Regions from separate parts of the Homo sapiens genome. Here region 2 is linked to region 1. Evidence: read pairs that join two places in POLR2A ChIA-PET (ENCODE). Cell type or tissue: B cell. All regions are shown on one strand.

Region 1 (5,000 bases):
AACTCCTGGCCTCAAGCAATCCTCCCACCCTGGCCTCCAAAGTGCTGGGTTACAGGTGTGAGCCACCGCACCCAGCCAGTAGTGTCTTTTAAATGAAGTATCTCTAATTTTGCCACTCAGCATTTACCAGTCACCTGCCTTCCTGGTCCAAAGAAACTTTTTAAAAAAAGAGTTGGCAAATATCTGAAAATACAATTTATTTTTAAGAGCCAGGAATGAAGCTGAGGTTTGAGGGCTGGTTCAGTGTGTCTGAAACTGCGAAGCAGCCAGTGAGGTTACTTTCGCATCCCCTAGCTTTTACCTCTGCTCGTGAGATTCAGCATCTGCAGCTGTGGTCTGTGATAGCCGTGAATACAGTCTGTGTTTGGAGACCCACAGAGTCAGGGCAACATCTCCGTGCTGGGGGCCAAGAGGATAACGGCTGTTCTCTGGCTCTGGGAGGCAGCAGAGGTCACCTGTCCAGAGCCAGAGTTCCATGGGGGGCTCCAGGGCAGGAGGTCAAGGTATGTGTGAGGAAAGAACCCCAATTTCGAGCTGGACACACCTAGGCTCTGGTTCCAGCTTTGCCACTAATTTCACCAAGCGACCTTGGATGTTATTTAATATTCTTGGGCCTCAATTTCCCCATCTGTAAAAAGCATGTCATAGTCAGGGTTGGGAGCAAGGCCCAGAGCTGGCTCAACATGGGTTGCTGTCCCCCAGCTCTCCGTCATGGCGCCTCGCTCTTTCTTTTTCATTTTCCCATTCGTTCGCCTTCCTCCTTCTCCCTTCTCCCTCCTGTTTGTCTCTCGACACCTCTACTTTCCTAGTGAGCACCCAGACTATTTTATTTTCCCTTCCTTTTCCTCTTTCTACCTCCCCTAACCACTGTCTTTATCTTTATCCTGCCGGGAACACACAGCAGCACCCCTGGTGTAGGCTTCAGAGCTGTGTACCTATGCCAGGAGAGGGGGTGCCAGCCTCCCTCCTGGAATCACACACACGGGTGTGGCCTGGGACCAGGGACTCAACACGGTGCAGGTGGCTGGCACCATGGGAGATGGAATGTTCCACCCGAGTCCTCCCTTTGCCTGGTACCCCAAAGAGCTTGGGCTGTGCCCAGAGTGAGTCACCAGAGAGCCTGGCCCCAGGCTCAGCAGCTGGCGTAGGAGGGAGGAGGGGCCTCCCCAAGAAGGAATGAGGGGCCTCCCCAAGAAGGAATGGCAGAGCAGGGAGAGGCCGCGGGGAGGGAGAAAAACCCCGCAGAGGGTGCTCTTACCTCTGGCCCGTCCTCCCCAGGGCCACCTGTCCCCTCAAGGCGGCTGCCCCCTCTGTGTCCTGGCACAAAGTTGGGAGATGGAGTGGCAGAGCCTGCCCTGGGCTTCTCAGCAGTGCACAGCTCAGAGCACACTTTAGAGTCAGCCAGCCCTGAGTCCAGGGCTCTCTGACCCTTCGTGTTGTCACCTGTAGCATGGGGGGGCAGCAGTACCCCTTCCCAGGGCAGCAGGGAAGATAAGATGAGGGAGCGCAGGTAAAAGGTGGGCAGCCCACCCCAGCACACAGCCGATCCCGGCACACAGCCGATCCCGGCACACAGCCGATCCCGGCACACAGCCGATCCCGGCACACAGCCGATCCCGGCACACAGCCGATCCCGGCACACAGCCGATCCCGGCACACAGCCGATCCCGGCACACTGCTGGCAGCAGTGAGGGGAGCTCTTCAACATCACCAGAACCCTCTGCCCTGAGAAAGGGGCTCCTGGGCCGACAGGGAAGGTCTGCCTCCTACTCTGGAGGGGCCGCTTGGGGACAGGCCCGGGCTGTCTCCTCACAGCCACCTGCTTCCTGTCCTCTGCCTGTCTCCTGCCCCATCTGGCCGCTGCTCATCCAGGAAGGTCGGAGATGTCGGGCCCTCCCACCTGGGTCACGCGCTAGGCATGCCTGAGAGCAAAGGCCACGCCCCGACACCCCACGGGGCCCTGGCGCGCCAGGCTTCTCAGCCCTGCGGCGGCAGTGCATAGCTCTGGCACGCGCTGCACCAACTTCCTGTTGGGTGCTGTGGTCCCAAGGCGCGTGCTTTGCAGCAGATGTGTGACCTGGCGTTCCCCTGAGTGCTCGGAAAATGGCCTTGTCTCCGGTCGTTCCCGTTCAGGAGCAGGTACCTGGGGTGCTCCGGGGATCCCGTTGTCTAGGATGGGTTTTCTGTCTGACGGGTGGGCAGCCTCAGCTCCCTGAGCAGGGCTTAGGTCCCCCGTAATGTCCAGGGTTAATTGTGCCAGCCTGAACCCCTGAGCCCCGCATGCCCGCCTAGGGATTGGCCTCAGCCTGGGGTGAGCTGACCCCAAAGACACCCTGCCCAACGCAGCCCGGCCCTTCACTGCTTCCTGTTGCTGCTGCTGGACAGAGTGGGCCTGGCACCCAGCAGAGATGTCTGACGGCCGCACATTCTCCCCTGGCTTCTGCCTTCATCCCTGGGATGATGTTGAGGGAGACGCCGGAAGATGGAGAGCCATGTGGGGCCACCTCTGTCCCTCTGCAGGGGGCAGGGCTGGCAGCTCCTGGGGAGAGCCCTGCCCATCTTGTCTGCTGTCTCTCGGGAGGCCCTGGCCTGGGGATTCCCATCTCTGAGTGGAAGGCGCGAAGGCCCCTGCCTTGAACATGGATGGCGTGGGTCCCCAGTCCCTCCTCTCTCCCCTCCCCCTTGGGGCTGAGCACAGGGCAGTGGTGGGGGATAAAGACCCCTCAGAACACTTCCCCACCCTGCAACCCCTTGCACAGCCCTGAGTCACTGTCCCAGAGGGGAGGGCAAGGGGCTCCCTGGTGATGGCTTCCTGCGTCCCCTCTCACTTGCCTCCTCCATTTCCCCTGGGCAGGATATGGGTGCAGGGTGTGGTCTTGGAGGGAGGAGGCTGTAAGCCTCCTGGGGGACACAGTGTGTGTGTGTGTGTGTGTGTGTGTGTGTGTGTGTGTGTGTGTGTGTGTGTGTGGACGGCTGAAGGGAGGAGGCCGGGGGCCTGGGTGTGCGGCTATGGGGACTGAACTGTCGAGGGCTCCTGCTGCCTCTGCAGGGGACAGGCCCTGCCAGCTACTGAGTGAGCAGCCTGCGGCAGCCCTGACTCACTGCGGGTCGTGCCGTCTGTGCAGCACTGGGGTACCCACCACCCAGTGCCAGGTGAGCGGCCCTGCACGGCACCGTAGTTTCCACCTGTGGTCACTGAGAGGCAGGATGGAGCTAGGGCAGGCATGGGAATTTTTTGGCTGTGGTCTATTTTTTGTTCATTGCAGCATTGATTACATGTGAATGTGGACTGTTCTTGCAAAAGTCTAGACCTGTCGTATTTGTAATCAGGGAACAGGCATTGAACGTTGCTTTGAAGAGATTGAAATTTCTAGCTTGTGATCTTCTTGAAAATTGTTAATGAGGCGTTGATGTGATGTACCATCAAATGCTCCGTTCGGCAGTCATGACCTTGGGCACCGTGGTTAGGTCCCAATGCTTCTGCTGTTGACTGAACCATGTGACATCTGTCGCCGTGCCACTGGTCCCCTCGGCTCAGGCCTCAGGAGATTGGAGGAGAGACTGAGGTTTCTCTGTGACAAACACAGGGAATCCTGACTGGGATCTCCAATCTCTAGTAAGGTTTGCACAGTTCTTCTCCTCGCATTTCTTTGGCTGCATCTGAGCCAAAGTCTGGATGGAGCTGTCGGGGAACTGGGTTATGTTGACCTCCCAACCCCTGCCCACCCTCTGGGGTGTCCTTCTGACAAATGGGCCTTTCTTCCAGATCCCCATCATGACCCACCAGGCCAACGGCCCCCTAGGGTCTTGACCCCAGTGCACTCAGAGTCAGCACCTGCCTTCGTTGCAGCATTGACCCTCTGCCATCAGATCCCACCCAGGGAAGGAATGGGCTCCTGTGTGGGCTCCTGGCTTCTGGGTGAGAGGGGAAGTGTGTGTTGTGTAAGTGCCCTTCTGTGTCATGCGGTTTTGAGCAGTTATACCTCTTCCTGTCTCCGCTGGAAGCACAGTCACTGCCATGGCTCCTCTAGGCTCTGGCACGCAGAACAAGCAGACCATGGTTTTGTGTTATACAGTAGTCACGGCAGATACTTCGGGGGCTTGGCAGGGGGGACCTCCGGGGTTCCAGAAGCAACATGCAAAATAACATCAGTTCAACAAGCAGGTGCTGGAGTCCTCGCCCCGAGGCCTTCCGGAAGACACCCAGGACGTCACACCTAGCCCAGAACAGCCCCCCTCTCTCCATCCCTTCTGCGATGTTCACTAGGCATTACCACATGCTGGTGGCCGCTCTGGGTGCGGGGGTACATCCGTGAAGGAAAGAGATGAAGCTCCCTGCCCAGAGGAGCTGACCTCCCAGCAGTCTTACAGGATATGGTTACAGAGGTGAATCTGGGGGAGAGTCCATCGTTGGTGTTGCTCCACTGACCTCCAGGATGGCCTCCAGGGACCCCGCCTCCTGGTGGCCACTGTCCCCATCGTATTAGAGTTGGCCTTTTGAAAGCTGTGAGTCCAAGTTGCCTGGCAAATAGATAAGGAATACAAGGTGATCATTCTTAAGACCTCGGGGATCTGCAAACCAGCCTTCTGGAACCTTTGAGCTTCCAGGATGATTCGGAATTTGGATGCAGCCACAGAAAGCCTAAGCGCCACAAGTCCCGCCATGACGCCCTGAGGCGTGGGTTCACACTTGGGTGTGGCTGGTCACGTCTATAAAAATGAGCCTTCACTTTGGGAGGCCCAGGCGAGTGGATCACAAGGTCAGGAGATCAAGACCATCCTGGCCAACATGGTGAAACCCTGTCTCTACTAAAAAATACAAAAAAATTAGCCAGGCATGGCAGCGTGTGCCTGTAGTCCCAGCTACTCAGAAGGCTGAGGCAGGAGACTTGCTTGAACCCAGGAGGCAGAGGCTGCAGTGAGCCGAGATCGCGCCATTGCACTCCAGCCCGGGCGACTGAAGAGACTCCATCTCAAAAAAAAAAAAAAAAAAAAGATGA
Region 2 (5,000 bases), 84 kb after region 1:
AAGGAAGGTGGAGGGACGGGATGATGGAGGGATGGAAGGATGGAGGGATGATGGAGAGATGGGGGATGGAGGGATGAAGGGACGGTGGAGGGATGGGTGATGGAGGGGTGAAGGGATGGAGGGATGGAGGGATGGAGGGATGATGGAGAGATGGAGGGATGATGGAGGGATGGTGGAGACATGGAGGCATAGAGGGATGATGGAGGGATGGAGGAATGATGGAGGGGTGGAAAGATGGAGGGATGATGGAGGGTTGGAGGGGTGGAGAGATGGAGGGATGATGGAGAGATGGACGGGTGGAAGGATGGAGGGATGGAGAGATGACGGAAGGATGATAGAGGGATGGAGTGATGATGGAGAGATGATAGAGGGAAGATGGAGAGACGGAGGGATGAAGGGATGAAGGTATGATGAAGGGATAATGGAGGGATGGAGGAATGGAAGGACGAAGGGATGATGGAGGGATGGACGGGTAGAGAGATGGAGAGATGGAAGGATGGAGAGATGATGGAGAGATGGGGGATGGGGGTGGAAGGATGGAGGGAGAATGGAAGGATGATGGAGGGATGAAGCAATGATGGAGATGATGAAGGGATGACGGAGAGATGGAAGGATGAAGGGATGGAGGTATGATGAAGGGATAATGGAGGGATGGAGGGGTGGAAGGATGGAGGGATGAAGGATGACAGAGGGATGAGGGATGGAGTGGAAGGACAGAGGCATGGAGGGATAATGGAAGGATGGAAGGATGGAGGGGTGGAAGGATGGAGGAATGGAGGGATGATGAAGGGAAGGAGGGATGATGGAGAGACAGAGGGATGGAGGGTTGGAGGCATGGAAGAATTATGGAGGGATGGAAGGATGGAGGTGTGGAAGGATGGAGGGATAAGGGATGAGGGATTGAGGGGTGAAAGAATAGAGGGATGGAGGGGTGGAAGGACGGAGGCATGGAGGGATGATGGAGGGGTGGAAGGATGGAGGCATGGAGGGATGGAGGGATGAAGGGCTGTGCCAGGGGAGGTAGCCCGAGAGCTGGGGCTTATTTGCAAGGGTGTATGACTGCACTTGCCCAGAACCGGGCACCAGGGGGTGCCCTGCACCAGGCCCTCCCAAGCTGCAGGCAGCACTGCCAAGTGGGGACACAGCAGGAGCTTCCAAAGAACTCCTCCCAGGAGCCCCTCTGGGCTGGGCAAGGGCCCACGGGCTGCAGACGAGCCAGCCAGAAGCGCTGCCTGACGCTGGGCTTCCCTCCTAAGAGTTCTCAGGGAGACCTGCAGCCCCAGGCCCTACTGGGCACAGGATCAGAGTACACCAGGGAGGGCTGCAGGGCACAGGGAGGGGTCCAGCAACTCTCACCACAGGGCCACCCCTCCCCCAACCAGCCGGGAGCCCCGAGGGCAGAAGTGTGCCCTGTGACCACAGGCAGAGATGTGCAGCCAGCACCAAAGCTCTGAATCCTGGGAGATCTTGGGCAAACTACTTCCCTTCCCACACGGGGCCAAGGAGAAGGCTCCAGGCTGATGGGTATTGCCCGGGCTAAAGACACAGTGCATTTAAGTCACGCTGTCAGGACTCAGAAGCCTTTACAGTTTCGTGGTTTTCTGTGTCACTAGCCCGGGCCGGGGCCCGCACAGAGCAGGCTTGAGAAACAGGCTGGAGAAGCAAGCAGCCTCAGTTTCCCTGCAGGGGAGATAAGGGGTCTGATGACAGGACTGTTCCATCTTGGCCCAGAAGTCCACCGCCCTCTGGGCTGACATCTGTCCCCAGCCCCTACCCCATCAGTGCCCTCATCTACAGCCAAGAGCGCTCGCTGGGCAGGAGGAAGGGCGGGGGGCTGCACCGTGGGGGGCAGGACTTGCTCACCCTTGTGCAGGACGGCATTGGCAGGCTTGTTCCCAGCAAGGGACTCCTTGGACAGGTGCTGGTGGCTCTCGGCGAGGCACTCCACTTCAGCCAGGCGGGCGTTGAGGGCCATGGCGGGGTGGTTGGGGTCCTGCGTCATGTTCAGGTACGCGGCCCTCCGGAGCTGCTCCTCAATGACCAACGCCTGCTCCAGCAGCTGGGGGCGGGGCGCAGCGTCGGCCCGGCCCCTCCCGCTGAATGGCTACCCTCCGTGCTCCACCAGCGCCCACCCCAGGCCAAGGCTCCCGGCAGAAAGGAGGGAAAGAGGACGTACTGCCATCTGCTGCCCACCCTGGCCTGGTGGTGGCCAACCCTTGGAGCTGTCACCAAGCTGGGTTCTCTGTACCCCAACACCCCAAGGCGGCAGATACTTCCCAGTGGGGCCAGGGCCAGAGCAAGGATCCACCACTGTTAGTTGATGGACATACTGCTGCTTCGTGGCAGCGTGACCCAGGTACACGGGGAGGGGTTGCTGCTCTCTAATTCCTTTGCCTTTGCGAGGGTCCTCCTGACACCGTCCCTCCCTGCCCCGTGCAGCCCTGGCCCTTCAGAAGACAGACCTTAAACCTGCGGGCCAGGAACTTGTTCTTCATCTCCAGGTAGTTGCCCTTGTGGACCTCAGACTTGAAGGGCTCGTTGAGGATCATGTACCGTGGGTCATTCTGGATGTCCTGCCAGCGGGCGTAGCCGTGCCTGGGTGGGGCACCATTAAGGGCAAACCTGGCCGTTAGAAGTGGTGGGGCCGTAGGGGGAGGCAGCTCAGGGAGGGGGAGGGGCCAGCCCGGGGGTCGGCATTCTGGCTGTACGCTCTCAGGCAAGTCCTTAAGCCCAGCTGCACGAGGAACATATTGATGACACAACAGTGACAGTATCAGCAGACACTGACAGGTGCCCTGGGTGCACCAGACACAGCCCCGGGGCTTCAGAGGGTTAACTCTTCACCCCAACAACCTGGGGTGCATACGTTTAAGTCTTGCCCCCAGTGCCTGTGAATGGGAACCTTTTTCGGAAATAGAGTATTTGCAGATGTAATGAAGTTAAGAAAGGGTCATGCTGGACTAGGGTGGGCCCTAAACTCAATGACTGGGATGCTTGTAAGAAGAGGAAAATTTGGGGCCAGGCATGGTGGCTCGCGCCTGTAATCCCAGCATTTTGGGAGGCCAAGGTGGGCAGATCACTTGAGGCCAGGAGCTCGAGACCAGCCTGGCCAACAAGGCGAAACCCCGTCTCTACTAAAATTACAAAAACTAGCTGGGAGTGGTGGTGCATGCCTGTAGTCCCAGCTACTCAGGAGGCTGAGGCAGAAGAATCACTTGAACCCAGGAGGCAGAGGTTGCAGTGAGCTGAGATCGCACCACTGCACTTCAGCCTAGGCCACAGAGCGAGACTCCATCTCAAAAAAAAAAGAAAAAGAAAAAGGCCGGGTGTGGTGGCTGACGCCTGTAATCTCAGCACTTTGGGAGGCCAAGGTGGGTGGATCACTTGAGGTCAGGAGTTCGAGACCAGCCTAGCCAACATGGTGAAACCCCGTCTCTACTAAAAATACAAAAATTAGCCAGGTGTGGTGGGGCACACCTGTAATCCCAGCTACTCAGGAGGCTGAGGCAGGAGAATCGCTTGAACCCGGGAGGCAGCAGTTGCAGTGAGCCGAGATCAAGCTGCTACACTCCAGCCTGGGTGACAGAGTGAAACTCTATCTCAAAAAAAAAAAAAAAAAGAGAGAGCAATGTGGACCCAGACAGAGACACATAAGGAAGAAGCCGGGATGACAGCGGCGGGGAGCGGGCGACACAGCAATGCCGAGGATTTCTAGCCACCGCCAGAAGTGAGGAAGATTGAGGAAGAACGAGGAAGGCTTCCCCCGGAGCTCTCAGAGGGCTCTCCCCGAGGTCCACGGAGGAACGGGCAAGTCCCTGCCCAGCCCGGCCTGGCCAAGGATACGTCACGATGCCCGCCAGCAGCCAGTAGTCATGGCGCCGGTGCCAGATGTCGTAGATTTTCCCAGAGGATACAGCAGCCCGCTCCTCGTTCTGCCACAGCGTGTGCAACTCTGGGAAACAAGCCAAGGTGAGCAGGGTGAGAAGTGCCCCAGCTCTCACGCACAGGCAGGCTTGGAGAGCCGCTCCCTCCCTACTTGCCACTGCCTCCACCCCCAGAGGTCCAGTGTTCCAGGGTGGCTAAGAAAGGTTATACGATGGACTTCCATCAACCAGTCACACTCTAGTATAAAGTTAACCACTGGTCTAGACTCCTGGGACCCACAGTCAGGAAGCCTCAGCTCTCTGCCCAACCCCCAACCCCAATACCCGTGAAGCCCCCGTCCGCGATGTTGAACATGAACTTGAATTTCCCCTTCTTGTCCTCCTTCTTCCCCTCGTCATCTTCCTCTTTGTCACCATTTTGCTGTGTTTCAATGGGCTCCTTCTCCTCAGCCTTGGTGTCATCTGCCGGGGACAGATCACATTCATTCATCCATCCATCCAAAAAGCAGTGCCCAGCGGCCTCTCTCTGCCAAGCACGGGGGACCCAGGAGGCAAGTAGAAAACATCCTCTTGTCCTCAGGGGACTCGCTGCCCAGAAGGGTCTTAAACAAGCCAACGGCCTCTCTCTCTGTCCTGGGCAGGGAGGCTTAGCTCCAGGTCCTAGTGCTCCTCCCCGACCACATCAGGACCACCCAGGAGTAGGACAGGAGAGCGCTGTGAAAAGTACAGTTCAAGTTCAAAGACAGAGCTGCCTGAGGGGGCTGATCTGAGGACAACTGTTCCAGAACATTCCAGGGCCTAGAGGTATGCAAAGCTTCCAGCTGAGCCCCAAATCCCCCAGGCCAGGCTCTATGACCAGCTCTCCTCTCTCTTAGCGGCAAGGGCACAGCAGGGCTCAGGAGAGAGTAGGGGAGAGGCTGTCCCCGGCATTGGCTGTGAGGGGCTGGTGAATCCAGGCTCCCACCTGCCAGCTCCAATCAGGCCTGGGGCCAAGGGGACGGCGCCTGGGAGACTGTGGGAGGCTGAACAGGGTCCAGAGGGCACCCTCAAGGGACCATGGGGCACAGGTAGAGAACACAGAAGAGCCCCAGACCTGGCCTGAGTTCGGAACTGTCC

Evidence for each region. ChIA-PET counts read pairs that join two places held together with the same protein. Peaks named below come from ENCODE experiments on the same cell type or tissue, not always from the same donor. Only the 100,000 strongest peaks of a DNase experiment are listed, where the experiment ranks them.
Region 2: POLR2A ChIA-PET joins it to region 1 with 6 read pairs; 2 of 35 experiments call an interaction of 5 or more read pairs at or near these places.

What each region holds. Positions count from the first base shown.
Region 1 is chr1:6,024,307-6,029,306 of GRCh38, forward strand. It overlaps a transcript of KCNAB2 not described here. Among named protein-coding and RNA genes, the nearest start is that of KCNAB2, 19 kb to the right of the region's middle. RefSeq lists enhancers at 488-1,252, 1,533-1,842, 2,016-2,779, 2,283-2,452, 4,033-4,082 and 1 more. In B cell, no CTCF peak of the experiment used is centred here; DNase peaks (open chromatin) are centred at 1,945, 2,565, 2,955, 4,145 and 2 weaker places; H3K4me3 peaks cover 3,222 bases; H3K27ac peaks cover 3,981 bases.
Region 2 is chr1:6,107,932-6,112,931 of GRCh38, forward strand. CHD5 (chromodomain helicase DNA binding protein 5) reads right to left here. Exons shown (of 42, transcript NM_015557.3): 34 at 4,978-5,000; 35 at 4,209-4,346; 36 at 3,844-3,952; 37 at 2,463-2,595; 38 at 1,864-2,059. Among named protein-coding and RNA genes, the nearest start is that of KCNAB2, 65 kb to the left of the region's middle. RefSeq lists a silencer at 1,025-1,124. In B cell, no CTCF peak of the experiment used is centred here; no DNase peak of the experiment used is centred here; H3K27me3 peaks cover 366 bases.